Regions from separate parts of the Homo sapiens genome. Here region 2 is linked to region 1. Evidence: chromatin contacts called from ENCODE Hi-C data. All regions are on one chromosome and are shown on one strand. The core of a region is the stretch at or near the end of the contact, and the rest is flanking DNA. Distances in the headings are between cores, read along the strand shown.

What was found. A loop is a pair of places that touch in the nucleus more often than their neighbours do. Pooled maps may share reads with other maps.
Region 2: a map of HCT116 shows a loop between it and region 1 (4-fold over the local background). The contact joins the enhancer-like site here to the promoter of OSGEPL1 in region 1. A Hi-C loop is called at or near these places in 2 of 168 maps with a recorded cell type or tissue (HCT116 and naive thymus-derived CD4-positive, alpha-beta T cell) and 7 of 50 pooled maps.

What each region holds. Positions count from the first base shown.
Region 1 is chr2:189,757,955-189,764,912 of GRCh38, reverse strand. OSGEPL1 (O-sialoglycoprotein endopeptidase like 1) reads left to right here and starts at 2,121. Exons shown (of 9, transcript NM_022353.3): 1 at 2,121-2,228; 2 at 3,253-3,493. The coding sequence starts at 3,273. It overlaps OSGEPL1-AS1 (OSGEPL1 antisense RNA 1), which reads right to left and starts at 2,133. Exons shown (of 2, transcript NR_102429.1): 1 at 1,921-2,133; 2 at 1-58. It also overlaps a transcript of ANKAR not described here and a transcript of ORMDL1 not described here. RefSeq lists enhancers at 1,446-2,192, 2,479-2,638.
Region 2 is chr2:190,808,342-190,815,233 of GRCh38, reverse strand. No RefSeq gene overlaps it. Among named protein-coding and RNA genes, the nearest start is that of GLS, 69 kb to the left of the region's middle. Within about 2 kb of position 5,258, at least 3 of the 41 ENCODE cell types and tissues checked have a DNase peak (open chromatin) inside an H3K27ac peak, as active enhancers do.

The DNA of each region.
Region 1 (6,958 bases), core at 872-3,371:
TGTAGTGAGCTGAGATGGCACCACTGCACTCCAGCCTGGCAACAGAGTGAGACTCCATCTAAAAAAAAAAAGAAAGATTCTTATATGTTTTAATATATAATATGTATTAATAATAAAATTTTCCTCTGAAGGCTACAAATGGAAAGCTAGACACACAATATCTGAGACCAAATAAGCATATCTAGATTCAGCTGGAACTCTCGATTTATGTTGAACTTACATAGGCCATATTTTTTGAGAATGCCCATGAGTGGCATTCTAACTATCTGCATAAAAGTACAGACAGGCCTCAGAGAGCATACATGCCTTTCCCCCAATAACCCTCTCCTATGTTACAATAGAGAACATAAAAAATGTATATCTTTGCTAAATACATGGGACTTGTATAAGTGCCACTTTACATATATTCGGTCAAGGGAAAGATAAAATTCCATACTAATGTGCCCTAGAGTTCTCCTGTTTCACATAATAACAGCATTCGGACTCAACACTGGCCAAGAGTGCCTAGACGAGGAATCTACCAATGATAGCACACACAATAGGATCTTGCTTGTCTTGACAGCACAGAAGAGCATTGGGATATACTTGCTGAACATAATTGGAATTGTAAGAAAAATAATACCTGATGTGAAAGGTTTTATGTTCAAACTGGATTCCAGTGTATAACAGAAATAAGCTCTGACCTCTCTAACCGTATGACTAATTTTTCTTAACTTTTAGGTTTTAATTTTTCTTTTTTCCCTTGTTTAGGCCAACAGTGCACCCTAGAGAAAATGTGAGTTATTTTCTCTTCTAGCAGTTAAGAAAACAGACTCCAGTGCCAGATGTCCTGACTTCTAATCCTAGCTTTGCTTTTCCTAGTTGTGTGACCTCCAAAGCACCCAAACTCTGTGGCCCAGTTGCCTGTAAAATGAGGACAGAAACTATTTCATGGGATTTTGAAAGAAATTAATCTACAGCAGGTGCCTGGTACATAGTGCCACTTTATCATTATTGTTACACATAAATGAAATTTTTGAAAAACATAAGTTCCAAATAAAAAACCTCAACCATATTCTGGTAATTATTTACTTATTTATCTGTATCCACCTCTAGACTGTACTCTGTGGCTTCCCAACATGTTGTTATGGGATTTACTCATCTTTTATACCCAGAGCTTCACAACGTGCAAAGTGCAGGTATATATGCCAGCCCTGTACAACAGTGGATTCTAAGGTCCTTGCTTACTAAAATCTTAAATACCAGCAGGGGAAAAGCCTGACTCTTGGAATAAATCTGTCCAATGTTCAAAACAAAGTTCACAAACCAATAAAAGAAAAAAAAAAAAAAAAGCAGGTGCAAGACTTTGAAAACATACCATGCTGAATTTCATGTACATAGTAAGGAAGGACAACATAATGCATTATGAAAATAGGATGGTTTAAGGCAACTGAATATTTACCACAGCCTTTTTTTTTTTTTTTTTTTTTTTTTTGAGACAGAGTCTCGCTCTGTAGCTCAGGCTGGAGTGCAGTGGCGCGATCTCGGCTCACTGCTACCTCCGCCTCCCGGGTCCCAGTTCAAGCAGTTCTCCTGCCTCAGTCTCCCGATTTTTTTTTTTTTTAATTGTAAAAATAAGCCAGCCCCTTTCTTCCTAGTGAAGTGGGAGAAACGGTTTACACTGTCCGATGAGAAACACTTCCGTTCTTTGGTAACCCTGCTAGGGGGCGCCGCTAGATTCCATCCTATTTCTCCGATGAAAGTATCAGGTACCTCACCCCTAAGTTTAGATTTGATGATAGTTCCCTTAAAAATGAATGACGAATAATCTACCCCATCCTTTTCTCACAGTAGCAACCAAATTCCAGCCAAGGGCAAAAAAAAAATTTCTTTTTAATGTAGCTTAGTGTTTGGAACTTGATGTTGTGTAGTCAGACAAACCTGTATTCGGCCTCCGCTGGATCAGTCACTAGCTGTGTAATTTTACAGAACTCTCATCACCTGCAAATCTGGGGGAAATGCAGGTGCGCACAGAGAGCGTTTTGGGCAAAGACGGCCTTTAAGCTTTTCTTCACTAAGCATGCCGCTCGCTAGCGGAACAGCAGCCAGCTCTGGACGGGACCTTGCACAGTTCCGATGACATCACTTCCGGGCGCCAGGTTCGGGCTTTCTCCTGCAGCGATAAGGGCAGTCGACAGTCTTTAGTAGGGAAAGGAGACAAGTGCTAGCTACTGCCGCCCAAGTGGAAGGTGGGTGAAATTGCTCACTCTTCACCCCACTGACGCTTTTGCGCACCTGGAAAAGCGGTTCCAGTTTGCGCCCGTCGCCGCCTTACAGCCGACAGGAGACCAGCGCTACCCAAGTCACGTGGGTTCAGCCTGCAGCTTTCTTGGCCCGAAAGGGTAGTGCTTCGTACAATCCTCCTTGTCCAGATTTTGTTAATGCAAATCTAATTCCTCTAGGTTGTGTCTGTCTGGGCTGCACTGCCCGCAACTGCCTTCTGCAAATAGGTCGCTCATCTCTAATCCCTGGGATGCCGTGTCCCTTTAGTGTGGTGGAGAAAGGCCCTGCTTTAACACCCAGAAAGTTTTAGAACGGATGATCTGGGGGCATAAAATTAGGTGCTTCGCAGTGTGAAAATACTAGTGTGCTTTAGTGATGGGCTGCTATTATTTTGGGGGAAAAGGATTTGGGAAGATCCTTGTTATGACAAAACCTGTAGCAAAAAGTGGAGATTTAATTCCAAAGATTGCAATTAAGGATAAAATAGGTGTTAGGTTGCAGTTGGCGTGTGTGTGTTTATGTTAACTCTTGTTTTTGAACCAAATGATCCAGTTTTATTTTGAAAGATGTTTTTAGGAGATGGAATACATTAACAGTATTTTTATCTGTTCCATCTGCCTTTGTTGTTTGATTCTTTTTAGAAAATCCACATTTTGTCTTAATTTTAGCTGTCAAAAAATAAATAGCACTTTTCAGAGGACTCTATCAATTATTGTACTTTATATTAGCTGTCTTAATAGTAAGTCTTTTGGTAGGAACAGCATGCAAGTAATAATAATACTAAAAAATTTTATATCTGACCCCTGTTTTCCCCCTTGGAGAACATTATATTCATTCATAATATTATTTATATTCCCATGTTGCTATAGCCTTTACAAACTTTTGGTGACTTTTACAAACTTTCCTGTAATTCTGTAAAACTATATATTGAAAAATAAGCTGGCTAATGTCAGTTGCAAATAATAAGTTGTTTCTGTAATTCTTTTTCAGGAATTATCTATAGAGTAAGTATGCTAATCTTGACTAAGACTGCAGGAGTTTTTTTTAAACCATCAAAAAGGAAAGTTTATGAATTTTTAAGAAGTTTTAATTTTCATCCTGGAACACTATTTCTTCATAAAATAGTATTGGGAATTGAAACTAGTTGTGATGATACAGCAGCTGCTGTGGTGGATGAAACTGGAAATGTGTTGGGAGAAGCAATACATTCCCAAACTGAAGTTCATTTAAAGTAAGTAGACATTATCTTAGTCATTTCCACTTTTTTGGAAAAAGTAAAATCATTCTTTTGTATTTGTCATATATAAAAGTTTTCAGGAGCTACTGTCTTATTCCTTTTTGCAAACACTTTTAATAACTGCTATAGAAAACCTCAAACACTTCATCCTGGCTTTTAAGGGTCTTCACAATAAGGTCCCAACCTTAACTAATCCTGTTGCCAAAAGAAACTGAGCTCATTCCCAGCTTCCGTATTTATTGATTTTCCTTCAGTAATGCATTCCTTCTTTTCTCCACTTCTATGTTTCATGGTCTCAGCTGAAGTCCTAGGAAAACTGTTAGTCATTGAAAAAAAAAATCCTATTCATATTTATACATATAACTTGTATTAGTACTTAAATAATAATACACTGTTGTATTAAAGCATAGAATGGTGCAAGGATTATAAACTGTGATGTTTATAGAGGACTACCAGGCAGGTTACCTAAATAAATGGACAAGATAAAAAGTGGAAAATGTCTGGAGGAGGTCACTACTCAGCTCTAGCCAGTTGTCATGTGGGAATGCAGGACCTGTGTTATTAGATTATTATAATTTTCAAGGGAAAATGGAAATCCAGATTTTTTTTTTCTTTTTTTTTGGTGAGACAGAGTCTCACTCTGTCACCAGGCTGGAGTGCAGTGGCATGATCTCGGCTCACTGCAATCTCCGCCTCTCGAGTTCAAACGATTCCCCTGTCTCAGCCTCCCAAGTAGCTGGGATTACAGGCACGTGCCACCACGCCCAGCTGATTTTTTGCATTTTAGTAGAGACGGGGTTTCACCATGTTGGCCAGGATGGTCTCAATCTCCTGACCTCTTGATCCACCTACCTCGGCCTCCCAAAGTGCAGGGATTACAGGCGTGAGACACCGCGCCGGGCTGGAAATCCAGATTGTTAATGTATTTGCAGATTTTTTACATTAGTAGCTAATTTAGAATATATTAAAATACTCTTGGGAGGTGGGGGGCGCCCCCGCCCAGCAGCCGCCCCGTCTGGGAGGTGGGGGCGCCTCTGCCCGGCAGCCGCCCCGTCTTAGGGGTGGGGGCCCCTCCGCCTGGCCGCCACCTCTGGGAAGTGAGGAGCCCCTCTGCCCGGCTGCCACCCCGTCTGGGAGGTGTACCCAACAGTTCATTGAGAACGGGCCATGATGACAATGGCGGTTTTGTCGAATAGAAAAGGGGGAAATGTGGGGAAAAGAAAGAGAGATCAGATTGTTAATATGTCTGTGTAGAAAGAAGTAGACATAGGAGACTCCATTTTGTTCTATACTAAGAAAAATCCTTCTGCCTTGGGATGCTGTTGATCTATAACCTTACCCCCAACCCCGTGCTCTCTGAAACATGTGCTGTGTCAACTCAGGGTTAAATGGATTAAGGGCGGTGCAAGATGTGCTTTGTTAGACAGATGCTTGAAGGCAGCATACTCGTTAAGAGTCATCACCACTCCCTAATCTCAAGTACCCAGGGACATAAACACTGCAGAAGGCCGCAGAGTCCTCTGCCTAGGAAAACCAGAGACCTTTGTTCACATGTTTATCTGCTGACCTTCTCTCCACTATTGTCCTATGGCCCTGCCAAATCCCCCTCTCCGAGAAACACCCAAGAATGATCAATAAATACTAAAAAAATAAATAAATAAATAAATAAGAATAAAATACTCTACAGATGAGTATACCTTTAAGCTATCAATTTACAACATCTGAATAGTGAAAAAGCCTGGTATTTTGGAATCACAGTCCTGTATTTGAATCCTGAATTAAGCACTTGGTATTGGCTCTGTAACTGTAGGCAAGTTCCATATCCTCTCTGATTCTGTTTTCACATCAGTAAAATAGGAAAATTGGCTGGGCGCTGTGGCTCACGCCTGTAATCGCATCACTTTGGGAGGCCGAGGCAAGTGGACCATGAGGTCAGGAGATTGAGACCATCCTGGCTAACATGGTGAAACCCCATCTCTACTAAAAATACAAAAAAAATTAGCCAGGCGTGGTGGCGGACGCCTGTAGTCGCAGCTACTTGGGAGGCTGAGGCAGGAGAATGGCGTGAACCCGGGAGGCGGAGCTTGCAGTGAGCAGAGATCGCGCCATTGGACTCCAGCCCGGGCGACAGAGTGAGAGTCTGTCTCAAAAAAAAAAAAAGGAAAATTAACATCTGCCTCATAGAATTACGGGAGGGTGGCATTAGAAATAATGTATGTAAAGAGGCAGATTGAGCCTCAAACAATAACTATGTGAAAGGGACTGTGTTGGATATTAGTAAGGCACTGTGAAGTACTGCAAAGTCCTTGGTTTAAGGAAGCTTAACTTGATTATGGAGACATGATGTCTAGACCTACAAGGAGAATTAATAGTGCAAGGCAGCATAGCATAAGGAAAAACAAGTGGTGCAGACAGTAACTATTATTACCGTGCCTCAGCTTCACAGTCCTTTCAGTTTTTCCTGAGTGCACTGAACTTTTGAACATGTAAAAGTTAATGGCACAGAAAGGACTACCCTGACCACTTTATCTAAATTAGGTACTCCCATCCTATTTATTCTGTATCATCATACCCTGCATATTTTCTTTGTAATACTTTCACAATTTATACATTTGCTTGTGTATGTATAATCTCTCTCAGTAGAGTCTAAGTGCCAAGGTGACAGGGGCCATGTCTATATTAATCACTATGCTATGCCTAGTGCCTAACACAATGTTTGACACATCACAGGTGTTCAGTGGCCTTTCGTTAGGCCTTCAGTGAATGGAGATGGAAAGAATATTATAACCTGTGTTAGTTCATTCTTGCACTGCTATAACGAAATACCTGAGACTGGGTAATTTATAAAGAAAAGAGGTTTAATTGGTTCGTGTTTCCACAGGCTGTGTAGGAAGCGTGGCAGCATCTGCTTCTGGGGAGGCCCAGGGAGCTTTTACTCATGGCGGAAGGCAAATTGGGAGTAGGCGTCTTACATGGCAGGAGCAGGACCGAGAGAGGGGGGGTGAGGTGCTACACACTTTTTTTTTTCTTTTGAGATGGAGTTTTGCTCTTGTTGCCCAGACCAGAGTGCAATGGTGCAATCTTGGCTCATCACAACCTCCGCCTCCCGGGTTCAAGCGATTCTCCCCCCTCAGCCTTCAGAATAGCTGGGATTATAGGCATGCGCCACCATGCCCAGCTAATTTTGTATTTTTAGTAGAGATGGGGTTTCTCCATGTTGGTCAGGCTGTCTCGAACTCCCGACCTCAAGTGATCCACCCACCTCGGCCTCCCAAAGTGATGGGATTACAGGCGTGAACCACCACTCCCGGCCCACACTTTTAAACAACAAGATCTCATGAGAACTCATTGACTATCGCGACACAGTACCAAGGGGAAAATACGCCCCCATGATGTAGTCATCTCCCACCAGGCCCCATCTTCAACATTGGGAATTACCATTCTACATGAGATTTGGGC
Region 2 (6,892 bases), core at 4,009-6,508, 1.0 Mb before region 1:
AAGAAATTCTGGTAGACAAACATTGTAATAATGCATATCAGTCTTTGTATCTCCATTTAGTTTTTTTAAAACTTGGCTTGTGTCCAGAAGTATGCACAGATATACATAGCAAATGCTCAGTGCTGAATGTTTAGCTAAATCCTGTGCTTCAAAGCAAGGATGAATAGATTTTCATCAGAGCTCAGGACCTGAACTGTAGGCTTCCCTCACAATGAGAAGTAAAGCTAAGTATAGGTGAATCCTGAGTGGCACATATTCTATGAGAGTTTTATACATAATTTGAATGATTGATATGCTGCATCTTTCATTGAAATGATTGTCAACCAATATTATTTCAAGTGTTATTTCCATGCTATTTCTAGTTCTGTATGTTTTACGTAATTATAAATGGCTTCATATTTTCATGTAACATTGTATGATATGATTTGGGTTCTAACAGGTTATCCTTGACACCAGTATAGAATACCCAGAATTAATTTAAGGTATATTATCAAACCACTAAAATTAGGATGTCCATGAATTCTGAAGGAGAAAATATCATTTAGATTGTGTGTGTGTGTGTGTGTGTGTGCGCGTGTGTGTGTGTCCTCTAAGTTTTAAACATGAGGTGGTTATATAAAGGGGACTTCTAAATTGGGAGAGGATGAAAATGGGCTAAATATTTCAAACAAACTTCAGTGTGAAATCAGTAGTATATTCAGTAGAGGTGACAGGGAAAAAAGCTGTGGAGGAGAAAAGAGAACAAGAAAATCAGGAAGCAGTAAAAATGATGACTGAGGTCAGGTGGTAATGGTAACATCAAGAAACTTGAATCTGATGGAAAAAAACCACGGGTAGCTATAAAAGGGGCATTCGAAATAGGAAATGATGTGAGAGGAGAAGATAATTTTAGTATAGTTAAAGGAGGTAGCAGCTATAGGTGTGAAGAGAACGGATTAATTTTAAATGTGTCCCAGAAGTAAGAGAAATATTTTTTTGAGGAGTGGGGGAGGAACAATGAGATAAACCTGGTTGAGTGTTTTATGGTTATCTCAAGTAAGAGTCCACTTGGAGTATTATGTCCATTTTTGGACACCATACTTTCATAGGCATGTTGATGAACCAGGTCATTCAAGACACCAGGGTAGTGAGAAGTGTGTTAATAGTGCTTCTACCAGAGAGTTAGAGTGACATGGCAGCTGTCCTCATATCTATCGATCTGTCATAAGGAAGAAAGATCACATGCCTCTGCATTGTTTAAAAGAAAGAAACAGACCCAAAGAAAGTCAGGAGGCAGATTTTGCTCAATATAATGATCTAACAATTAGATGTGCCCTGTAACAGAGTGCGCTATTGTAAAGTAATGTTCTCCCATCTTTCCAAGTATTCAAGCAGAGAATAGTCAATAATACAACTAACGACTGGAAGGGTTTCTTTTATTCTAAGGTACTATCAGATGGAGGAACATGTAGTTTGTGGTCAGTGACCTCAGGTTCTCACATTCACGGTGCTGCATCCTGGTTTTCATTTGGGGACTGTTTTCTGGCACTCCCGCCTGTCTGGAGGTGAGATATGCTTGTTATGACAACCCTTCTGTCACAATAAATTGGCTGGTGCATTCAGTGTCATCTATGGCTTTTTACTTCTATTAATTCATTAATTCCGGGCCCCCAAGCGAAAGTTTCCAAAGGCCTTTTTTCTTCTTTGTTAATTATAACATGATATCAATCAGCACCCAAGCAGAAACTAGAAGAGTATTCAAACTAGGTAATTTGAGGAGAGTTTAATAAAGCAACAGCTTACAAAGATGTGGACAGTGGCTTAAGGAAGCCACTAAAGGATGGCACAGTCCTCCAGGCTTGTGATCAGGGGAGTCATTACCATCCCCCAGCCTGAAGATCAAGAGGCTGGAGCTATTTCCAGACCCTGAAGAGGGTGGTTGTATGGAGAGGACTATCTGAAAGAAGAGGCTGTAGCCAACACAAGAAAGCCAGGGAATAAATAATCCATCCTCACTCTCCTGCTGTTGCCTCTCAATGGCCAAACCCAACCATGAGCTGGGCATGAAGGGAGCTAGCTGACAGCTATATGGCTCAGCTTCCTGGGGCCCAGAGCAGAGTGGAGCTGAGAAGAGAGTGAATCTGGAGGGGTTAATGGAAGAAACCACAGAAAGCAAATTCCTCCCTGAGATACAGTTGGTGCTTAGGCAATATTTGTACTGACAGGAATGTGGCCACATATTTTGGAAAAGCTCAGGGACTCAATCCTCTGCTAGCTGCTTTGAGGCCATGTCTGCCGAAGTCACTGTCCTCTACAGGGTTTTTTCCTCATGTTCAGTGTTTAGTCCTTTCCACCTTCACGAAAACGATGCCTACTTAATATACAGAAAGGAGGACATACAGAAATTTTTCATCTTAATTGGATATTACAGTTGCCCCACTTTGGAGCCAAGAAGAGCTGAATAAAGCTGAGAAACACCTAAACAGAAAGGCAAGTTTACCATGAAGTAAGAAACGTAAGCTTTGGACCCCTTAATTGCTTGAGCCTCCGTGAGTATTGGGAGTTGGTGTGGGTTGTAGAATGTTGTCAGTAGAGAGAGAAGTCAGATTGCATTTCTATGTAAATATTTTGGGTAAATTGCTTAGAGACATGTCAGAAGAAAGGGACCTGGACTCTCAAGGCTCCAGTAACTTATTATGAATCCTTTTCTTATCCTTAATAAATATTCTTTTTTGTACCTAACTTTATATTTCTAATTTTATGTTCTTTTTCTTGAGAAGGATCAGCCAAATAATATACGTTTTAGCCCCCACAAAACCTGGATCACTCAACCTACATGGAACTTTAATCATACTCAAACTAGGTCAGCAGTCAGTTTAAAGTGTAGGGGTAGGGGACAGTAAAAGGGACTTTATATGGAAGCCACGGAAAGTTTTCATAGGAGAGAGAAAGAGTGCATGTGCATGTGGTACTAACATGGACTCAAACTTTACTCCTGGCCACTGCTCCATTTCTTTCTTGTATATTTGTGTTCCTTGAACATATACTTTATACTAAATGCATCTACTTCTTAACCACATATAGGACATTGACTTTCTTTAATCAACTTTGTTCTCCTTCCCCTTGTACTTCTTCTATCCCTAGAAGCTGCTACCCTCAACTAGGATATTTCTGGCAACTTCAGGAAAATTGAAAGGACAATTTCTAGTGCCATTATCTTTGCAACCTTTGACTGGATGCCACCAGTTCACCCTTTTCAACTGTAATTATAATGACTTCCTTAAAGTGTTGTCACTAACTCTGGCTTCTATGACTTCATTTGCTATTTTACCACTTTCTGGTATCTACTGGCATTCTTGGGTATAATCTAGGAATTAGTGCCCTTCCATTGCAGTAGGTCCTGCCCATCCTGAGACAACACACATTTCCCTTCAATCTTTTCCCTTGGTCTGTTTTCATGTTGTTAACCTTCTTTTGCTGCTTCTTGCTGCTTTCTTCTCCCTCTAACTCATCTCTCTGTTCAATTCATACAACTGAATCTTCTTCCATCTGGCCTAGTGAAACAAGCTCCTGGTAGGGCCCCCTTTCCCAGATCTAACCTTCTTTCATCATTGCTCAGAGTGACTGTGACACAGGCATCTCAAACCATCCGACATACCCCTCCACTCCTTAGGACTCTATGGTGGCATCCCTTAGCCCCAGGAAGCACAGGAGTCACATCACTTTCTCATTTAAGATTCACTTGCTCAAATCTTCTTTTGTCCAGTTCCACCCTACTTTTTCTAAAGCTGCATGATGCATCTGTAGGCACTCCTTTGTACCACTTACTATGTGTCAGACCTGGTATCTTGATTTGACCTCATTTTGCTTACAGCAACCATGTTTTTGTTTCTTGCAACAACCAAGTTTCTGTTTACTTACGGCAACCAAGTGATTTCTGTTGTTATCTCTATTTCATGGGTGAGGAAATCGAGCATTAGAGAGGGCAAATAAAGTACCCAAAGTTAGAGATTCGGCAAGTCTTTGGGTTCATAATATTTGAACCCAAGCCCTCTGATCCCATAGTCCACATTCTTAACCACTGTACCAGTGCTTCTCAAAGTATAGACCACTGACCGTCGGCACCAGGGTCACTGGGTGCCTGTTAAAGTGCAAATTCCTGGGTCCCATTTTCTATCTACTTACCTGATGAAAAGGGATCTGGTGAAAGAATATTCAAGGCAGAGAAAACAGCAACTGCTGAGGTGGGAATAAGCAAGGATCAGAAAAAGGGTGAGAGAGGCTGGAGCACAATGAGCCCAGGAGGGTGGTATGAGGTCCGGAGGCTTCGGATTTTGGATCTCTTTTCTTCTTTTCCTTTCCTTTTGCCTTTTGCCATTCCTTTTGCCTTTTGCCTTTCCTTTCCTTTCCTTTCCTTTCCTTTCCTTTCCTTTCCTTTCCTTTCCTTTCTCTCTTTTTCTTTCTTTTTTGAGAGGGTTGCACTGTGTCACCCAGGCGGAATGCAGTGACAATCACAGCTCACTGCAGCCTTGACTTCCTGGGCTCAAGCATTTCTCCCACTTCAGTCTCCCAAGTAGCTGGGACTACAAATGCATGCCACCACACCCGACTAACTTTTGTGTTAGGGGGTGGTCTCCCTGTGTTGCCCAGGCTGGTCTCAAACTCCTGGGCTCAAGCAATTCTCCCGCCTCAGCCCCCCAAAGTGCTGGGATTTTAATTTTTTATTTAGTTAGATGGGAAGCTCTTGGACAGTGGTAAGCAGGCGAGCGATAAGACCCACCTCACATTTGAACAGATGGCAGCTGTCACTAAAGAGTTGTAGAGTTGTGGAATTTTGGAGTTGTAGAGTTATAGAATTGTGGAGTTGTGAAGCTGTGAAGTTGTTGTAGGGAAGCAGCTGCCCAGCCAGCGCACTTCCTTGCATCTAGAGATGTCATAGATGAATTCTGGCCATTGGAAGGAGAGCAGAAGTGATTTATGGGTGACTTTTGGGCAGAGGTATTGAAGGAGCAGATATGCCTGCTTCATGTTCTCTCCGCCCTTCTACCAGCTGGGTGTTGATTCCATGTATTAAGATGACTGGGCTCTCCCTCTCCCAGCCTGGCATTGACAAGGAGTCCCCACATGAACTATTCCCTGAGCAATAAAAAATGGAACACAAAATGTGTATTATTCAAATGTGGGGATTTCCTTGTTACAGTAGCTACTATTACCTTAAATGATACATGACTCATGCTTTGCCAACATCATTTTGGCTGCTATGTGGAGGTGGAAGGGGGTGGCAGAGAGACCAAGGTAGAGGCTACTGCAGAAGTTCTAATGGGACTGGGGGCTGGCATAGATTACCTGGGTGGCACTAGAGTGGTGGAAACTGGAGATACTAGATATATTTTGGAAGAATTTTCCCCCAAACCAGCAAGATGTGCCATTAGATTAAATGGGGATGTGACAGGAGAGATAAATCAAAAGTGCAAGGTTTTCAGCTTGAACTCACTGAAAATACAGAGATGCCATTTTCTGAAGTGGGGACTGGAATATTTGAAATCTTCTCCTGCCTGCAGTTCTCTCACTCTGCAATTTGCCCTGAACAACCTCCTAGTTGTGGACCTTAGACCACATGATTCATCCCCTGAGGCCTCCTCCATACCCTACAGACCTCACGTGTACTTCACGTGTTCACGCTGAAAGAAAAATTTGTCCTACACTCTCTCGGCCTGAACAACTGACTACTTGATAAAATAAGATTTGTAAACATAAAAAAAAAAGCAATTATAACCTCAAATGGGTTTAAGTTGCTTTCCCATTCTTACCAGGCCAGAGCACAAATAGAGAAGGAATGTGTCTTTCGTGTTTGCAATTAGGAAGTGAAGGAGATGGTGCTAATCATAGAGTTTCTGTTAGTTCTGGGCTGACCTTGTTTGAAGTATGGTTGCAACACACTTTATGACCCTACCAGCTCAATGGAATTTTTGTTTATTGCTTCCTCTCCTCTCTGTGTCCTCTGACTGTGGGTCTACTCAGTATGACAGTCTCTCCAGGGCAGGATTGTGTCTGTTTACCTTGTTCTGCACTGGACTTCACTTACCATGGTGGCTGTGGCAGAGCTGGGTCATTAGGACTCTTTGGAAGATAATGCCCTGTGAAAGAGGAATGGGGTATAGGAAAAAAGAGGCAATGGGCATGAAAGATGTGAGAATGGATGGGAAAAAAAAGATATAATAATATAAAATAATGTCATATATGAAATAATATAAAAAATAAATTGAGTATTTGTTTTTCAGTTAACCAATGTCAGAATATATATTATTCTAAGACCCTCACTCTACTCTGTTGTCCTAGGAGCTCTGGAGGGAAGCATTAGATATGGCTCTTAACCTCAGGGGGCTTACAGTCCAATCAGGAGACCCAATGCAAATGGAACAATGAATCAAGATACTATCTAACAGGACTAGACCATGCCAGTAAGTGCTGTAGGAGTTTAAAGATGAAGTAGCTCTTTGAGGCTGCAGTAGTCTGTTGATGGTGCTTCTCTCAGGAGGTCCCAGGAGGGGTGACTGTTCTTTCTGGAACATGGTCATGGGAAAATCCCTCATACCTACTTTAAGCCAGTAAAAGAGAATGTCCAGAAAGGCCAGGTATTTGGAATTGGACCTAAGTGACAGGCTTCATATACAAATATGCATTGGTTTACGGACAATTGTATAGTTTTTTTCTTCACTGCCACCTAAACCATCATTATCAGCACTTGAGTCCTCTGTGACCATCACTGCTGTCCATGGGCAGTATGCACAAGTGGAACAAAGCCAACGCCTCAACTGTGAGACAGTTTGTCTCTTAGGGTTAGGGAAGATGAGGGCTAAGGGTGGAGGGAGAAGGTACAGCATGGCGAAGCTCATCATAGATCCCTTGGAAC